Linked DNA regions of Mus musculus: region 2 is linked to region 1. A link is a loop called in an ENCODE intact Hi-C map of the cell type or tissue named here. Cell type or tissue: heart. All regions are shown on one strand. Each heading gives the region's core, and the rest is flanking DNA. Links, peaks and the distances in the headings are about the cores only.

Region 1 (9,961 bases), core at 720-8,719:
CCAGTTGAATTCCTATCCATGGCTAAGACTCCGCAGCTACCTCCTTTATGAAATCTCTGATCCCATTGTTTCCTGACCACACCCACATCGCTCTTAACCATGTGCCCAGCATACAGTTTTCTGTGCATACACCAAACTCTCCTGATTAAGTTTAAGGGAAAGAAACACTTCTTATACATTTTTGTATTCTCATTATCCAAAATATTACTTTATAGAGTTAAAACAAACAAACAAACACTTGTTCATCTTGCAAGACATTGCGGTTTACAGCTAATTCATACCCATGCCATTCTTGAGTGGTGAGATGGCCTCCATGTTCTCCCTGGGCACGCGGAGGGCATTGGTGTCTATGTAGTAGGTGGGCCCGCCCTGCTTGCCTTTGTCACCATCAATCTCCATCATTGTACTTCCGTCATCTCTCTCCAGCACCACACCGATAGCCGTGGGGAAATCAACCTGGGACGTTAAAATATGGCGGGAAGGATCAGCTGCTCTCGGGAGGGGCTGTTTCCAGTGTCTACCTTCAGTTTTGCTTTGAGGTTCTGCTTGAATTTAATTTTGCACAGATGACTCTTGCCTACCCAAGTAATTCATTCATATCATTGTTCTTACCTTAGGGCAGTCCTCGCCAGCATAGCCAGCCCTCACTGTGTACGATCCAATGTCAAAAACAAGAGCGCCAACTTCATCTGAAGAGATTAAAAGAGAATTACTGAAGAGATTAAAAATAGAATTGCATATGCCTTTAATCCCAATAAGGGAGGCAGAGGCAGACAGATCTCTGAGTTCTAGGCCAAACTGGTCTACATAGCTAATTCTGGGACAGCCAGAACTACACAGAGAAACTCTTGTCTCAACAAAGAAAAGGACATATTTTATGTATATAAAATGAAAATTTAAAACTTTGTAAAAATCCATTACATTCACACATGATTAGCTAGAATCTAGTGTTTACCATTGTTGTTTCAAGACAGGGTGTCTCTGTGATCTTACGTGTCACAGAACTCACAAAGATCCTGTCTCTGACTCTCAAGTGGATTAAAACTATGCACCACCATGTCTGGCATGAACCTAGTATTAAATGCACCTTCAAGATGTATTTAATTAAAATATGGCAAGTCATACTGTTTTATCAATGGAGGTTTAATCAGGAAAGCCATGGTACACTGACAGCAGGTAGTAGTTTCCTTACTAAAGGAACTAATTATAAACTTCTATAGTCCAGGTACAGAAGGATGAACAAAGGACTGCCCTCATAATCCTTAAACTGAGGAAACAAGAAGAAACTGTTCCCAGAACCTAGAAGGTTTCTGCTGAGAGCTGTGGTAACAGCTGAATGATGCAGAGCTAAGCTGCCTATTCAGGGAGGGAGGGCCAAGCTCAGATTGCAATCCCAGGAAGACTCTATAATGCAGCATCCAAATTGGGGCATTTTAACTTGGGTGGGGAACACCAGCTTTTAACGATTATACTAAAACAAAAAGCACAGGCAAAAAGTATAGTTACCCTACCATCACCAAATCAAAGTTCAAAGCTGAAACCAGAGGCTGAGAAAGCCCAGAGGCCATCTCTACAGGCACAAGATGTGTATAAATGACAGCAAGGGAATCTGGTGGCACAAAACAAATCAAACAAACAAACAAAGGAAAGAAAAATAAAAACCACCGAATACATCCTAGTACAATTTCATCAATTATGGGGAATTATGTTTTGTTTCATGAAATGAAGAAACACAGCAAAATATGAAAACTGCACAGCATGGAAATTAGAGTGTAATTTATACAGGCCAAGTAAAAAGCATTTAATGAACGTATCATTTAAGTTACACATTCCAGACTTTAGGAGACAGTTTAGTGGTAAGAAAAAAGCTGGCAATCTTTTTCAGTCTAATTTAGAGAAAAGCCTCCATGTATATTTTCCAAATACTTCACCCCAAACAGCAGGCCTCCTAGGATAATGCACTTGGGTTTCTCAGTACTGGTTTTTCAATGGGGTCCCCCTCAAAATTTAAAACACTAATCCTACTTACCTACATTACTCAAATGCTAAGGCCTTAAAAGTTCTTCTGTTTCTCTAGTTAAAGCCAATCTATGCCCAATCTACCCAGTTTGGTGCTAGTTACAAAGAGGCACCCAAAGAGAATCACAGAGCTATTTAGTTTAGACATACCCAGTTTGGAGAAATTCCTAGTTTAAAAGGAGATGCATATGCAACTGTTTGAATGAAAATGTCTCCTATAGACGCTGATATTTAAACATCTGGGCCCCAGTTGGTGGTGCTGTTTATGGAGGTTTAGAAGATGTGGGCCTTGATGTAGGAAGCTGTCACTGGGGGACAGGCTTTGAGTTTAAAGCCCCCACTATTTCCAGCTGCTTCATGCTTGAGGTTGGACACGTGAGCCCAGATTCCTGCCCCACCATCATGCCTGCTGTTAGCTGCCATACCTCTCTCAAACTGGACTCTTACCTCTCTGGAATCATAAGCTAAAGTAAACTCTTTCTTCTAGAAGCTGATTTTGTTTTTTTGTTTCTTGGTTTTTTTTTTTTTTTTAATCACAGCAACTGAAAAATGACTAATACACTATGTGAGATGGGTAATTTACTAACTTCTCTGCTACAGTTTAATCCGAAAAATGTATTTAATACTTACCTCATAGGATAGGATGACTAAATGCCTTGAATGTTTTAATGTATAAAGCACTTACAGTGCTGACAAACAATAAGCCGATAAATATTAGCTAACGGTAATTATTACTGTCACACTTCTTGCCAGGGAAAAGACTACCGTTCCTAGAGAAACTACTATAGTTTATTCTCAGAAAACCCTACACAGCAGTTAAAATGAGTGGGCACAGATCTACTGACTCAATGCAGATATAGATTTGTTAGTGTGAGGATACTATTTAACTCTTGATGGGTGCGTGTTACCTGTACACGGCAGAGAAAGGAATACCCCTGCCTCATCCCAGAAGCAATTTGCTCCCAATTTACAACGAGTCTTTAAACTTTGAGCTGGTTGTTTAACTCTTGCCAATATTTTTTTCTTCGTTAACGTGAGGGATGGCAGCACCATCTCCTGTCAACATCCCCCCTAGAGGAGAGTCTCTAACTAGGTAACTACTCTTAAACAAAACAGTACTTAGAAGCCTTGTTTTCGTTATCGCCGATCTAGAAAAGGCTCCCGCCCAGCCGGACAGGAGAACTGCAGCCTGTACCTCAGGGATCCGCTCATCTGGGGACCGAGCACGCCTGGAACGATGTCCAGGCTGTAGTGGCTGCTGAAGGACCCAGAGCAGCAGCCGCAACACCGGGCGCCACTCGCACCCAGTGCCAACCCCGGGGGCCCGGAACCTCCGCGAGCTGCCCGGGACCAACGCGCGGCGGAACCGGTACAGTGAGGGACCCGGCGTGCCAGGGACTGCCATCAGAGCCCAGCCGGTAAGACGCGCCAAGGCCCTTCCTTGAGGCCATCTCGGAGCAGCGACGGGACAAGCCGGAAACCTATTGCGCGCCGGCCCGGGTCCGAAGAGAAGGAGAGGCCGTGGCCCATACGGGGACCGGAAGCACCGTCCAAAGACCGGAAGGGCCCGCCGAGGACCGGAGGGAAACGGAAGCGACTAGGGACCAGGCCGGTCGTTCCGGTCCGCACGCCCCGAGGCGCCGCTGCGCTCACTCACCTCCGCCGTACACGCCGCCGCTCATGGCTACTGTCTGGCGGGGACTGGCCGAAGACTACCGGACGAAAGATAACAGCGGCGTGACTCCTCTCCCTGAGAACGCCGGCCCCGCAAGCCTGCAACTTCCAACGCCGCCCCCTCCGGCAACAAAGCAGCGGCCGCACGCCCGCTGCACAGCCACTCTTGCTGGTTTCTCGTATCAACCAATGACAAAGGGTCCGGCTTAGTCATTAGCCAATCAGAGTGTGGCGCTGCTGCATCCCCGCGCGGTTTAGCCGTCTTAGCCAATGGAAGGCATCCGTAGGGGCAGGGAGAGGGAGAAGCGACAGAAGAAGGGAAGGTGTTGGGGTACGGGCAGGAGGGGGCGGAGCTTCGCGGGCGGGTGAGGTGGGTGGAGCTTCGCGAGCGGCCGGTAGGGTGGACCGAGCTTCCAGGAGCAAGGCGGGGGGAGTGGGTGGAGCTGTGCTTCGCGCGCGAATAGAGTAGGAGGAGTCTTAGGTGGGCGGGCGAGTGGGAGGGGCTTGGTGCAGGAGTGGGCCGGGTTTCGAGAGTGAGTTAATTAGGTACTGGGAATTAAGAGGCTTGCCTCAGGCCATCAACCGCTCTGGTTCTAAAGGATGGCTGCTCCCCAGGAGCCAAAGGAACTTGAGTGCAAGGAATCTGGAACTTGAGTTAGTTACCTGGGAGAGATCCCTGGCCTTTGATTGTGATGAATTCGGAATTTTTTTTTTTTTAAGCAGAAATACTTCAACTAACATTTATACTTGAAAAAGAAATGTGCACTTCACTTTGAATTAATCAGCAAATCAGATATAATAATAGGATCCATCATTTTAAACAATGGCTATTTATATTAAAAGACAGTACATTTTTCCAGCTAGATTTAGATAGCATTTAAAAATCATGACTTCAGTTTCTTTCATTTCTGTGAAAATCATTCACCAAGCAAGTGGAGCACTATTCAAGGAAGCACCCATTTGTAAATACCTCCCCAATCCGTGTCTACTGTTCTTAGTCTACATCTCTATCAGTGTCGCCCAGAACACTGTCTTTTCTTACCCCAAATTACTGCAACAATTTGTCCCTCTGCTTCTCTAGGCCTTAGATAGCCTGATCTATATAACCAAAGGCCCAAACCAGTCCTGCCATTCCAAAGCTCAAGTGTAATGTAGCTCTGTACCTGGTAGCAGTGCTTAAATTGAAGTGTCTAGGGTCTAGCTACATAGTGGCTACTTGTAACCTTAGGTGGGTTGAATAAACTCTCATCCATTTCCCTGCCATTAAGGTGGCAGGAATTGACCTGTCTGTCATAGGTTCAGGAATAACGCTAGTAAGAAAATGCTCTCCCGTTCACTTGACACTGTGTGCTGTGAGCTGACAGTGATGGTTTGGATTTGGGTTTTTTGAGAGAAAGTCTCACTGTGTAGGCCAGGCTAGTCTCCAAGTTGTAATCCTCCTGCCTCTGCCTCCTTGTACTGGAATTATAGGCACATGCCACCGTGTGTGTATTACTACATTTTAAATGATTCAAAAACAGTTTTAAGAATACTATGATACTCCCATGTCAGAAACCTTGTGCTGTGTTTTACTGGAGCATAGCCAAGCTTATTCACAGCTGTGCCTGAGGTGATGTGTCTGGTTAAGATGTAGAGCACATTACTGCCAAGTGACCTGTGGGAGGGGTTGCTTACTTCTCAATGTATGCAACACCTAACACAGCCTGCCTCAGTGCTGTGTACTGTGGTCCCCATGATCAGTGCTCACTGCCGATCAGCACCCCAAAACAATTCTATTTCCAGTCATGTTTTCATGTTTGACTAAATAAAACTGATAGGTTATTATGGACTGTGGTTCCAAGCCAGGCATTGTGGCACACAGTTTTAATCCCAGAATTCAAGAGGCAGAGGCAGGTGGATTTCTGTGAGTTTGAAATTAGCCTGGTCTACATAGTGAGTTCCAGGCCAGTAAGGGATGCATACTGGCTACATAGCAAGACCCTGCCTCAAATAGATATATACATGATAAATGTATAAGTACTATGGTTCCAATAATGAAAAATTGGAGAGATATTATTTTACTTTATAATATATAGTAGTACAGTTAAACCACTATCATTTAAATATCTAGCAATTCATTTACAAGTTTGATGGATTTACAGATTGATATCCTTTACCAATACCATCTGCAAGATCTCTCATGAATTTAAGAGAATAAACCTTAGAATTAAAAATACCTCTTTGGGGGCTGGAGAGATGGCTCAGCAGCTAAGAACACTGACTGCTCTACCACAGGTCATGAGTTTAATTCCCGGCAACCATATGGTGGCTCACAACCATCTGTAATGGGATCCGATGCCATCTTCTGGTGTGTCTGAAGATAGGTACAGTGTGCTCATATACATAAAATGACTAAATAAATCTTTTAAAAAAGAAATTATTTATTAAAAAAATACCTCTTTGGGCCGAAGAAGAATCAAGTATTTGTTCCATACTCTCCAGGGTTCAACAGAAACCAGAGCTGTTCAGCAGGGTTGATTACAACATCTTGAGCTCACTGCACCTAACCCAGAGGATACAGAAATCTAAAAGCAAAGAAGACAGCTTGTAACAATGTTGAAAAGCTGTGCTCAGATGTTTTTAATAAAGTAAGAAAGATTAGAAAGCAGATCATTCATAATTTCAGTTGAGCTCAGTCTCTTGATATGTTACTGGAGTAGAGACTTCATTTAATGAACCAATTAGGTAAACTTTATAGAAAATTAACTTTTTCACAGTGTGCCTGATATGACTAATCACATGTTAAACACATGAAAACACACATCTAAACTGTAGCCTCCCATAAGCCCGAAGCAGGCTGAGCCAGAACTTGACCTTGCTGCCACTAAGGAGATTATCTAGGGTGGAGCCTTCCTCCCTAGATCACTCTATTGTTGAGCCACTGTCGCTGTTCCTCTTCAAGATACTGCTACCTGCTGAGAGCTATTCTGGAGACTATGCCCTATCCTGCACATCATCACCTGCAGCTGGTTCTGGGCTCCAAGGATGAATTGGCGGGAATGGACTTCCCCCCTCTTTTATAAAGCGTGTCCGCCATTAAAAATTTGAACCTTGAGCAGACTAAAGTTGACTTGGTTCCATTATTTCTCAACCTGCCTAGGCTCTCTCTTTTCTTTCAGTTCCAAGATGCCTTCCAGGCTCGAACCCGGACATGTGAGCGGCTGGCCGGCCTCAACAACTTGGCGAACCAACTCAGGACCTGAGAATGGCAGAGTACATTTGGAAGAAGCACTGCTGGTTTGGCGCTCTGTGGAAGAAGAAAAAAAAAATTGTACCGGAGAAGATTGGTACAGGCTAAGCTGGAACAGCGCTAAAACCCGCGCGCTGGATTCACTTAGGTTCAGCAGTGAGTTGTCAGGAACTAGGAACTCAACAGGCAGGCAGTCGGCTGCAGCTTCCAGAAGCTGCTTTTTTGGCGAGAGAAATAAAAGGGTTTAATAAAAAGAATTTTATGGGCTGGTGAGATGGCTCAGTGGGTAAGAGTACCCGACTGCTCTTCCAAAGGTCCAGTGTTCAAGTCCCAGCAACCACATGGTGGCTCACAACCATCCGTAACAAGATCTGGCGCCCTCCTCTGGTGTGTCTGAAGACAGCTATAAATAAATAAATAAATCTTAAAAAAAAAAAAAAAAGGATTTTATAATCAGGCGGATGGCCGCAGTTGGAAACTGCATCAGGCGCGGGAGGAAAGTAGATTTTGAAACTCTCCCAGGGACAGAGAGAAAATGGGGGAATCCCCTTTTGTGTTCGTTGCAGGCCAGTGTCTTTGTTCTGAGTGTCTGTCTTATGTTTCCAGAAACAAACATGTGCTTGTTGTGTTGGTTTGTTGTCTGTGTTTTGTCCCGTGTCTCTGAAACATGGCGCAGTCTGAGTTTAGATCTGCCTGAGTTTGGTTTCTCTGGTGTTTATAGACGATGGGGTTTTCTGACACACGCGCTTGGTATTTGCAGCTGTCCCTTCGGGCTGTAAGGACCGGAGGACTGTGGTCAGCAGATGTGCTAGGAAAACCATCACCTCACCAGGGGATGCCCTGGGGAGTGGGGAGAGCCAGAGACATCTGGCAGTCTCCAGAGATCGGTCAGAGGGACCAAGTTTTGTTTATGAAATGGAAGCTTACCCTTCTAATTCTTTTGCCTGCTCGTGGAGGACGAGTAAGGGTTGCATGTGTCTGGATCTGTTGGTTTCTGTTTTGTGTGTTTTGTGTATGTGTTTAGAGCTATGTGAAAATTTAGAGAAGCGCTAGTGTGAATGGAAAAGCCCTGCTGGGAGCTGATTGCAAATGCAGCTCCTAAAGGGACAGGCAGCCTTTTGCTTGTAACAGAAAGTTAGCTTAAAATTGGAAACTCAGAGTTAGAGTCATTCTAAACAACATGTGGCAGGAGCGAACCCAGGAAAACAAGTCTTTAAAGATACTTCAAGGGGCTGGAGAGATGGCTCATCGATTAAGAGCACTGATTGCTCTTCCGAAGGTCCTGAGTTCAAATCCCAGCAACCACATGGTGGCTCACAACCATCTGTAATGAGATCTGGCGCCCTCTTCTGGAGTGTCTGAAGACAGCTACAGTGTACTTACATACATACAATAAATAAATAAATCTAAAAAAAAAAAAAAAAAAAGATACTTCAAAACAGGGATAAGCTTTGGGCCAGGACTCTGGCAGAGTGCTCAGATTGAGAAATGTTTGCGTTTGGGTAGACACAGTGCTCAGCTCAGAGCAGCCTCAGTGAGGTTTGTGTGGCATTTCTTTTGTTTCGCAAACCGTGACTGGGGAAGTTCCTGGGACCTCACCTCTCCCTGCCTTCAGAGAAGATTCCTTAAGATTCAGAGGCAATATCTTTTCATACTTAGGTTTTTAGCTATACTAGAAAATCGTGGTCCAGAAAAATCTAAGAAGGAAAAATTGATTTGCTTCAAAATTTTATTTTCAAAAGCTTCCAGGAGATGTTAATTGGCTAAGACCTCACTTTAAACTCACCACAGGAGAACTTAAGCCTTTGTCAGGTGCTATTAAGTGAGACACAAATTAACTGGCAAAAAACAAAAGGCCTTGCAGAAATTAAAGAAAGCTTTTATAATTATCAATTATAATCAATGGTAATTAAATATTAGCTGCCTATTTTAGTTATTGGTTATTAAATGTGCCCACAACAATTCCTTGGCTAGAGAAAACATTGTTGTAAAGTCATCCTTCTTCACCTCAAAGTAAAGTTTCAGCATCCTATTGAGGCTGCTGTGGTGCTAACAAAGAACTGTAAGATAAATTCATATATTTTAGAAAAACTATAATGAAAATTGCGTCTTAAAAACCATATCATCATTTAAAATAAAATTGACAATCTATATCCCAAAGATAAATTTAAAATTGTTTTTATGTATGCTTTTGTATCTTCTATAAATTCATGCATGCATGCATCCCATTTACTGTGTTTAAAAACAACCCTCTTATGGGAGAAAAGTATATGTGAATTGGATCACACGCTTATTCTTTTGAGCTTCCCCCTGCTTCAACACATATAATTAAATTGTGTGCTGTAGATGGTGTTTTAAAATGTTGAATAATCAATAATTTGTATCTTTATTAATATATATATATCAGAGCTTACAATTGCTTAAAATTGTTCATCCCTCAAATGCTATTAATTCTCAAGCTTGCAATTGCTTATGCTATACATAAGAAAAAATACTGTTCCTTTAAAAAGGCTGTTTTTGGACAGTTAAGAAATTGTGGAGCCGGGCGTGGTTGGGCACGCCTTTAATCCCAGCACTCGGGAGGCAGAGGCAGGTGGATTTTTGAGTTCGAGGCCAGCCTGGTCTACAAAGTGAGTTCCAGGACTGCCAGGGCTATACAGAGAAACCCTGTCTCGAAAAACCAAAAAAAAAAAAAAAAAGAGAAAGAAAGAAAAAAAAAAAAGAAATTGTCCTGGGTTGCCTGGAAAAGACCCCCAGAATTTGCTTTTGTGTTATAGAGATTTACAAAAAGCTTTAGCTGAAAAAGGATTACAGATAATTCCTGAAAAGATACAAACTCAGGATCCTTATAATTATTTGGGCTTTAGACTTACTGATCAAGCTGTTTTTCCCCCAGAAGATAGTTATTTGCAGAGACAACTTAAGGAATTTGAATAATTTTCAAAAATTGTTAGGTGATGTTAATTGGCTTCACCCCTATTTAAAGCTCACTACAGGGGAGTTGAAACCTTTATTTGATATTCTAAAAGGGAGTTCTGA
Region 2 (9,961 bases), core at 927-8,926, 180 kb after region 1:
AGTTGTGTCTTCTAGAAGACACATAATAATTGACGTACAGTTGTACATGTCTTTAATTCAAACATTCCACTCAGGAAGCAGAGGCAAGCAGATCTCTGTGAGTTCAAGGCCAGCCTGGTCTATGTCAATAGTTCCAGGACAGCCAAGGATACACAGTAAGATCCTGTCTCAGGAAAATTAAAATAATCAATATGAACCTAGAATAACTCACAACCTAGGTATTATGGCACAAGGTTGTAGAATCAGATTCAAGGCCATCCTTAGCTATATAGCAAACTGGAGCCCAGCCTGTGCTACATGAAACCCTTTCTCAAGAAAATAAATAGAAAAAAAAATCATAAATCATGTTTTTCATTACCCATTCCCCAACTTTCTAACCAATCCTTTCTAGCCAACCCTTGACCAGGCAGTAGTGACACAGGCTTAGCGGGCAGATCTCTGAGTTCAAGGTAAGCCGGGTCTACAGAGTAAGTTACAGGACAGCTAGGGCTACACAGAGAAACCGTTTTAAACAACAACGAAGGAAGGAAGGAAGGAAGGAAAGAAGGGAGAGAGGGAGAGAGGGAGGATGGAGAGAGAGAGAGACAAAAGGGAAAGGGAGAGAGGTAAAAACTGTTGTGGGGAGAAGTAAGAAGATTGCAACCCACTGAGTCATCAGACAAGCTGGGCTATGAGCACGAAAAGGTGACCTGTGCAAAGAACCTCAGATGAAATGATATCGGCTTACCTGCCAAAAAATGCCACCTTCATATGTCTCCGAGACAGCACCTCCCCAATGACAGCAAGCTTGTTTCTGTAGCCCTGTATTTCCACCAGATCATCCTCGGATGCTATTCGATCAAGTTCTGGATTCCTGTATGTTGCTGCAAAATTGAAATGGTATTAGATAAAGTAATATAAATAAATCCTGCCAATTATACAGAGGTATACATTTTGGGTTGTTCTATATAACAGGTCAATTGAAAAATAAAAATGTTCATGGTATCTGAGTATTTGGAGTTTTTCTTCTTTTGTTTTTAAATGTGTATGTCAACATGTATTTAGTCTAAAAGTAAATGCCCTCTGAAAGGATTATCCTGCCTGGGCTGGGTGTGGTGGCACACCTTGAAGTCCCAGAAGTGAGGAGGCAAAGGAAGGTGGATCTCTCTAAGTTCAAGGCCAGCCTTATCTACAAAGAGTACCTGGACAGTAAGCGCTACGGAGAAACCCTGTCTCAAAAAACAAAAATGAAACCAAAAAACACAACAAAATAAAAAATTCAAGGACTCAGTCAAAGGGGTTACTTAATACTTATTTATGTAGGACTCAAAAGTACAAGGCATATGAAACACAAATGCAGTTTTAAAGAAGAAATAAGCTAATAGCCATCTATGCTTTTCACCCAATCTTAAACTGGAATCTATGCTTTTCACCCAATCTTAAGCTGGAAAGGACTTCCACGTGCTGAGCCGGTTCTCCACTCCTCCGATAGTAAGGTGGGTAAGTCTGTAAGCTAGGCAAGCCTTGCTGCCTCCTCACACGTGGGTTCCCACACAAAAAAACACAAGTCCAGTCAATAAGAAAAAGTAGAAAGGTACTTATGGACTGAAGCGGGACTCATCAGAACCGAGCCACTGGCCACATGACCTAGCCAACAATGGAAGGAGTGCCAAGACCGTGGTTTGAAAGGGACAGCCTCAGGTTACTTTCTTCTCATTCCAGCAATAGAGAAACAGCTAATGCCTCATTTTGTCTCGTTTTGAAGATAAGACATGGAGACTCTGGGTCATTATAACCTGAGACTCTTCAAACGAACTCAGTGCTCAAGTGATTAAGCTTAAGCTTTTCACGCCTCATTTTGCATTTCAAGAACAGTCATAAAACACGGGCAACTTCTGAACAGCAGAAAGACTGGCACTGAGCTTCTCTGCAGCGGTGGTCCTGACCTCCTGATGCCCCAGTCTTGTATCTCCAAGGCAAGGCTGCAGTCTGCAAAGTCTTACCTCAAGTGCGCAGTCCTAGCTGTTTCCCATTTGATGCTTCGTGATTTACACTCCTATTTCCTAGCCTCCCCCTCTCCCTGACGTCCCCCCACTGAGGTTTTAATATAAGTCAAAGTAAATTCAAATTCTAAGTCCTGCCTTTGCACTAGCTCCCAGCATACTGTTCGATCCAGAACTGACAGGATGCAAAACAAGATATTACTAAATTTAACTTCAGTTTTACTCCCTATCAAGTGTAAGAAACAATATTTTTCACAATTCACTGTTAGCTCACATTCTTCCCAAACTGGAAACAAACTGTGTAATTTTTTCGCTCAACGAAACTTCAATTATGTTACATTTGGAATTGGAGATACGTAAAGTTCCAGGCTTACTTAAGAAGCTCAAAATCTAGTGACAGAGATTTATAGGAGCAAGGGGTAATGTTTTCTTCAAAGACGAAATTAAATGCTTCCCCATGGTCACCGGAGATACTCTGAGAATTCCTCACTTTTCATTGTAAACTTAACAGACAGATATCCTTAAAAGCTAAAGAAATTCCAATGGCTCGCTCCAAATTAATATATTGTGGTAAGACAATTGGGAATACCTTTGAGCAGTTACATAGACAGAAGGTAAACATTTATCCTCCCACAAAGCAATTACATCTCACGTGAGAACTGACAAACTGGGGTGGAGACATGTAATGGCTTCATACGGAGAGGCCGGCTTCCCAGCTCTGTGACCTTGAGCAAGCTGCTTTGCCTTCACAGTGCCTTTCACTTACCTACTAACTAGTCTTAGGAGTAGTAAAGGAATTTTTACTACTGTAAAACACTCAGACTAGTACCTTACTCTTTTCTTAACTGTGAAATTGTTTTCACTCACTATGGCATAGTTCCCAGAATGCAGAACAATGTGAATTCCACAACTAAGCCTGAGCAGGTCACATACCTGTGTGGATGCAGAGGCAAGTGGAACAGAGTTTAAAGCCATTGGAAGCTACACAGCCATTTCAAGGCAAGTCTGATCTCAAAAGGGTAAAATAAAAAACTGAAGTGGAAATAATAAAGCACCTGCGTACACTTTCAACAGTAACCTTACTAGTTTAAGAGGTACCCACCTTCAACAAAATGTGAGCCCTCAGTAACAAACTCCAGTAACTGGCCGAAGATTGCAGTGATGGCTTTCTTTGCCAGCACAAAGTGCTTCAGTGGAGATACCGTTTCTGCCATTATGCACCTAGGTTGAGAAAAAGGTTAGAAAAGCAATAATTAAGCCGGGCGTGGTGGCGCATGCCTTTAATCCCAGCCCTTGGGAGGCAGAGGCAGGCGGATTTCTGAGTTCGAGGCCAGTCTGGTCTACAGAGTGAGTTCCAGGACAGCCAGGGCTATACAGAGAAACCCTGTCTCGAAAAACCAAAAAAAGAAAAAAAAAAAAAAAGAAAAAAAAGAAAAGCAATAATTAGCCTGTGGATGACAAATGCCTGGAGTCTCAGCTACTGGGGCAGGCTGAGGCAGGGGGTGCACTCACACCAGGAAGTCCAGTTTTACCTGGACAATGCGACATAGCAGGGCTTTCCTCATCTCCAAAGCTCTACTTAAACTTAACAATGAGGGGCTTGAAGACGTGATTCAGCAGTTAAAGAGAACTGGCTGCTCTTCTAGAGGACCCAGTTCTATTCCCAGCACCCACATGGCAGTTCACAACTGTCTTAAGACTCAAGTTCCAGGGGTTCTGATGTCCTCCTCTGGCCTCCACAGACACAGGTACACACATGGTACACCAAAATTTGGTTGCATATATATGCAATCAAAATACCCGTACACATTTAAAAAAAAAAAAAAAAGCTGAATGATAAAGGTGTGGTGTTACACACCTGTGATCCCAGCCAGGAGGAGGCTGAAGCAGGCCAGCCTTGGTAAACCTTGTTCAAAACGAAAAACTCAAAATCTCTCAAAACAGTTCAGGTGGAGGAGACTAAGTTCAATCCTCCAGAAACCAAGTGGTTGAAGGAGAGAACCAACTCCAGCAAGTTGTTCTCTGCCTCCAAACACCAACTGTGAAAGTCTACCGCTTCCACATATAAGTTAAATATAATTTTAAAAACCATATGAAAACAGGGCAGTGGTGGCGCATAGTCCCAGCACTCAAAGACAGCTGGATGTCTGTGAGTTCAAGACCAGCCTGGTCTACAGAGCAAGTTCCAGGACAGTCAGGGACACACAGGGAAACCCTGTCTCAAAATCAAACAAATAAAAAACAAAAACAAAAACAAAAGAAGAAGAAGAAGAAGAAGAAGAAGAAGAAGAAGAAGAAGAAGAAGAAGAAGAAGAAGAAGAAGAAAGAAGAAATGAAATGTGCATGCCTCCAGGGCTAGGCAGATGTCTCAGTGCTTTAAAACACTTGTTGCTCTTCAGAAGGACTTAAATTGGTAGCTCACAACCACCTGTAACTCCAGTTCCAGGGGATCTTATGCCCTATTCTGACCTCAAGGGCACTGCGCAGAAACTGTGGTGAAACATGCATCCGTATATGGAAGAAAAACATACACATTAAAAAATCTAAAAACAGAGCAAACATTTAAAATCATGCTTAGTCTGATACCTGCTAGTTCATGCCTCAATTTCCTAATAGCAAAAAATTAACCTGGCCAAATAGATAAAATACTTTTTAGTATTATTTATTTATTTACAGAAACCATGTTAGTCAGAAACCAAAGATTACTCTCGAGTGATCTCCCATTAAAAAAAGAGAAATTTGCCTCCTGTCATGTTACCTGTAATTCAGTTACTCAGGAGTGTCACACAGGAAAAGCTGAAAATTCAAGTCTACAAGAGGCAACAGAGTGAGATCAAGGCTTGCCTGGGTCTCTCAGTGACACTCAGTTTAGAAACCGGTTTAGGGATACAATGGCATTTGCCTAGCATGGGAGACCTGGGAGGGGCTCAATCTTCAATCCTGGAAGAGTAGATATGTAAATAAATGTAAAATCGGTAAAAGCTAGTAACAAAAATCTTGGTTGTAATCCCTAATTTATTTTCCTCGAGTGAAGATGAAACTAGTTTAGCTAAACTAAGTTTCCCAGTTAGCGAAGAAAATAAAAGAATGCCCAAGTCTTAATGCAGTACAGACACCAAGAAGGTAGCAGCTTTCGTCACAATTACGGAGTCAAGACTTAAAGAAGGCATGAAGGAAGGCTTCAAGCCAAAGTCCCCAAACTTAAAGGAATGTTGAATTTAAAGTAAAAGACGTTCTACCTGGAAGCTCCTATGAAAAGCCACCAAAGACAAGCACACGCTAACGCTGGTGTGCGTGAAAAGAAGCGCCGTGGCCACCAGGAGGGTGGCTCCCTCCGGAATCCTGAACTGACGGCGCGGAGGAGGTGCGTGGGGAGAGGAAGCCGCGTGGGCCGAGAGCCTGCCCAGCCGGGTGGATTCCTACCTGGACAGGGCCTTCCCTCAGGCTGGCCGCCCGTCGCCCTTGCCCGGCCCGCCGCCCCGGCCCGTCAGGGCGCTCGCGCTGCGCCGGTCCGGAGCTCGAAGGTCACCCCGGACGTCGCCACCCGCCAGCGGACACTCACTCCGTCCCTGCTCCCCACTGTCACCCAGCAACCACAGCTCCGCCACAGCCCCCTGGCTGTCTCATCCTCCCGAAAGAGGGGAGGTGCCCAGAGGAGGGGCTAGGGGCGGCTACTTCCGGCGCTTCGGATCTCCTATTGGCTGACGCTTCGAGACCAGAACTGCATATATTGCGGGCGCCATTTTCCTTCAGGGCTGAAGGCGAGGTTTGTTTTGGGCAGGAGTTCTTATTAACCACTGGGCTGTTTTCTGTTCCACCTTCCAACTCCTCCCCTTGGTTTTTCCCTTCAGAGTTTTCAAAGCTCAAAGGCGCCAAGTGTGAAAAGATGTCCATGGTTATCTGAGGGTGTAGGGGGAGAAGTACCCCAAAACCACATAGATGTTTATCATGCGGGGGGGGGGGGGGGGGTCGTCAAAACTTTGACTTTTCCAATTGCTCTGGTCTTGATTGGTTTTCTGGGGTTACTGGAGTGAGCTGTGTGTGTCTACTTACTGTAAGAGGTATTACTCAAGAAAATTAATTGTTCATGATTTAAACTTTGTTAGGAATCACCTGGGAATCTTGTTAAACCATTGATTGATTGATCGAGGGTGAAGCCCAAGGACTCTACATGTTCCACCTTCCAAGAGAGGTTTCACAGCATGTGTCCTGAGAGGTTCTTTACAGAGTTAGCAAATGAGATGCTTTTGCCAGGGAAGCCCCTTTATCCATATGAATGGCAGCTACCTCATCTATAAAATACTAAAAATGCCTACTTCATGAATTGTGGGAAAGTAAATGGGTTAGGGTGTAAAGTGCTTAAAACATTGATGGGCACCTGCAAAAGTTGGATAAATAAAAATAAAAGTTGGATAAAAAAGTTGGATAAATACAGTGAATGAGATCATTTCAGACTATGACTGCTATTATGGGGGGGGGGGGAGATCAGGACAAGAGGATAGAGTGAAGAAAAATGAGCAAGGTGGAGCCAAAGAGGTATGTGTTTTCTGAAAGGATGTCATTTCTCAGGTCATTTCAGGACTGTTACTGGGAATATCTGGAGAAAAACTGTCCAAGACACATAGGAAGGACAGTGCTAAAATGGATGAGTTAAAAAAACAAGCATGAGCTGGGCGTGGTGGCACACACCTTTAATCCCAGCACTCGAGAGGCAGAGACAGGCAGATTTCTGAGTTTGAGGCCAGCCTGATCTACAAAGTGAGTTCCAAGACAACCAGAGCTATACAGAGAAACCCTGTCTCCAAAAAAAACAAACAAACAAACAAACAACAACAAAAAACAAAACAAAACAAAACAACAACAAAAAGAACTCACAAACCCGCTGTCACAGCCTCCCAAGTGCTAGAATTCAGATCTGTGCTCTCACTCTGCCTAAATTTGAAGATTTTTGTTTTGGGTTGTTTTTTGGAGACAGTGTCATTTTATATAGACAGTCCTGGGTCCTGGAACTCACTATGTAGAACAAGTTAGCCTTGGACTCACAGAGATCCAATGCCTTTGCCTCCCAGGCCAGATTTTTTAAAATGATTTTTTTCTTTTTGAGACAGGGTTTCTCTGTGTAGCCCTGGAACTCACTCCATAGACCAGGCTGGCCTTGAACTGCCTATTTCCAGGGTATATAGCCAATAAGGATCAGTACTTAAGAGACTGGGGAGAAGGCTCAAGCAGTAAAGTTCTTGCTGTGATGGCATAAAGACCTGGATCCAGATCTCTAGCCACTCATGGGGAAAACAATAATGCTGGGGGTGGGGAAATCTCTGGAGCTGGCTGGCCAGGCTAGCAAATCAGTGAGCTGAGTTCTTTGAAAGACTTGCCAGGCATGGTGGCACACACCTTTGAACCCAGCACTTGGGAGGCAGAGGCAGGAGGATTTCTGAGTTCGAGGCCAGCCTGGTCTACAGAGTGAATTCCAGGACAGCCAGTGCTACACAGAGAAACCCTGTCTTGACAAACAAAAAACAAAAAAGAAAGACTGTTTCCAAAATAAGGTGGAGACTGATAGTGAACGTTGCTCACTGTTGATCTCTAGCGGCTAATGTACTCACACGTGTGCACATACTATGCAAAGCACAGCAAAGACAGGTCAGTACCTAGGGGCTGGCGAATAACTCAGTGACAGTGTGTTTAGTGTGCACAAAGTCCAGAGTCCAATCCCAGTGACAACTGACATAAACTGGAGTCATCAGGGAAGAGGGAACACCCAATTGAGGAACTGTCTTCAAATAATTGGCCTCTGGGCAAGTCTGTAGGGCATTGTGTTGATTAATGTGTGAGATCCCAGCCCACTTTGGAAGGTGTCACCCCTGGGCAGGTGCTCCTTGGTTGTATAAGACAGCAAGCTGAGTGAGGCATGGAGAATAAACTAGTAAACAGTATTTTTACTGAACTCTGCTTCAGTTCCTGCCTTGGCATCTCTTAATGATGGACTATAAAGTTTAAGGTAACACACACACACACACACACAAAGAAAAAGAAAACTAAAACAAAAACAGGAAGACCCCTTTCTTCCCCAAGTTGCTTTTTGGTCATAGTGTTTGTCATAGCAGTAAAAAGTAAAGTAGGCCAATCCTAACACTAAAACACACAAAAATGACCATTTAAAATTATTGACCAAAAAAAAAAAAAAAAAAAAAAGAGTCTTGGGTCTAGAGAGATGGCTCAACAGTTAAGAGCACTGACTGCTCTTCCTGATGTCCCGAGTTCAATTCCCACCAATCACATGGTGGCTCACAACCATCTGTAATGGGATCTGATGCCTCTTCTGATGTGTCTGAAGACAACTACACTGTACTCTTATACATTAAATAAATAAATAAATATTTTAGAAAGTATAAAAACTCTCAAGGCTAGGTGCCAGGTACACACTTTTAATCCCAGGGTTCAGAAGGCAGAACCAGGAGAGTTCAAGGTCAGTCAGGTCTACATAACAAATTCAAGACCAGCCAGGGCTACAGTGTGATACCCTAATCTCAAAAACAGTAACAAAATATTCTCTCCTATTACCATGTGTTCTGGGGTTGAATGAGGGTCATGAGGCTAGAACAGCCACACCTTTACCCACAGAGCAGACATCTACCTGACCCCATGGCTCATTCTTGTATTCCTGAGCACTGTCTTAATAGATCTTCACAGCTGTTTGTGAAAGAAAATAAAACTTGAGACCTGTGATTCATGTAATTTATGTCAAATAGCCCAAAGAGTTGTTTGTTAGCTTTGAAACCTGGGGCTGAAAACATAGCAGAACAGGCCAGGACATGCCCAGGCAGGCCCATCATTAAGACATTCCTGAGGCTGCTTGGCCATAAAGATAAAGAGAATGCAAAGACATGTCCGGACTGGCCCAGCGCCTCCCTATCTCCCGCCCTTCTGACATGGGTTAAATGTTAACCAGAATGCTCTGCTGTTACCTCGATCTGCACGTTCAGTCCGCCGATGTTTAAATGAACCAATTGTGTGAAACCACGCCAATTCCTCCCCCAGCCCCAGCCCCTTTTCTATAAAAACCCCTAGCTTTTGAGCCTCGTGGCCGACAACTGCTATCTCCTGTGTGAGATATGTGTGGGCCCAGAGCTCCGTCATTAACCTACCTCATGTGTTTGCATCAAGACGGTCTCTCTTGATTCTTTGGATGCATGCCAACTCTGGATACAAGTAGGGGTTTCCCCACTAGGTTCTTTCATTTGCTCATTTGAAAAACAGTGAAATACAAAGTCTTGAGCTGTCTGAAAGTTGTTTAACATTCTCTCCATTGTTTGTGGTCATGATCTATTTAAGGACCAAGAATAGAAACCAGGTGTGCACCTTCAATTGATACATGTTCTCTTTTAGGCATCAGTAATGTTCAGTGGGATCAAAGAGTATATTTTCACTTTCTCGAAAGAAACGTTTTAAGATGCTAGAGACTTTCCGGTTGGTGGTTGTTAGACTATGGGGCACAATCCCAGACAAATCACACCAGCTGCAGGTCTCTCACGTGGGATGTTTTATTGGCAGAGGTGGCCTCTGAGCGGGAAGAAGTGAGAGGGCTGCAGGCAGGGATGAATCTCTTATCCCGGCCATGGCGCACGTGATGCATGAACAAAGAAAGGGATGTGTGGCAGGTGCCAAGTCAATGGACACAGTAGCAGCGCTGTCACCTGGAGATGACTTGTCTCATCACTGGGTCCCAGAGCTGCCTATAAAGAGCTTGTGACTGAGGATGCACCTGATGCTAACAGTGGTGGCACATGCCTTTAACATTCACACTCAAGAGCCAGAAGAAAGTGGATCTCTGAGTTCGAAGCCAGCCTGTTCTATGGAACTAGTTCCAAGACAGCCAGGGCTACATCAGAGAAACCTTGTCTCGGCAGCGGGGGGGGGGGGGGGGGTGTGGGGGGGTGTTGCTAGATATTTATAAGTTGCATTTATTCTAATTTAAA

What was found. A loop is a pair of places that touch in the nucleus more often than their neighbours do. Peaks named below come from ENCODE experiments on the same cell type or tissue, not always from the same donor. Only the 100,000 strongest peaks of a DNase experiment are listed, where the experiment ranks them.
Region 2: a loop joins it to region 1, with 2.7 times the contacts of the local background. A loop is called at or near these places in 11 of 42 quality-filtered maps.

Annotation. Positions count from the first base shown.
Region 1 is chr3:32,702,596-32,712,556 of GRCm38, reverse strand. It overlaps Actl6a (actin-like 6A), which reads right to left and starts at 4,011. Exons shown (of 14, transcript NM_019673.2): 1 at 3,677-4,011; 2 at 613-689; 3 at 282-456. The coding sequence starts at 3,701. In heart, for the core only: CTCF peaks have their summits at 3,896, 4,108 and 8,297 (motif pointing left); a DNase peak (open chromatin) is centred at 3,916; H3K4me3 peaks cover 1,969 bases; H3K27ac peaks cover 1,303 bases.
Region 2 is chr3:32,525,140-32,535,100 of GRCm38, reverse strand. It overlaps Mfn1 (mitofusin 1), which reads right to left and starts at 5,619. Exons shown (of 18, transcript NM_024200.4): 1 at 5,406-5,619; 2 at 3,085-3,203; 3 at 728-863. The coding sequence starts at 3,196. In heart, for the core only: a CTCF peak has its summit at 5,330; a DNase peak (open chromatin) is centred at 5,650; H3K4me3 peaks cover 1,927 bases; H3K27ac peaks cover 1,228 bases.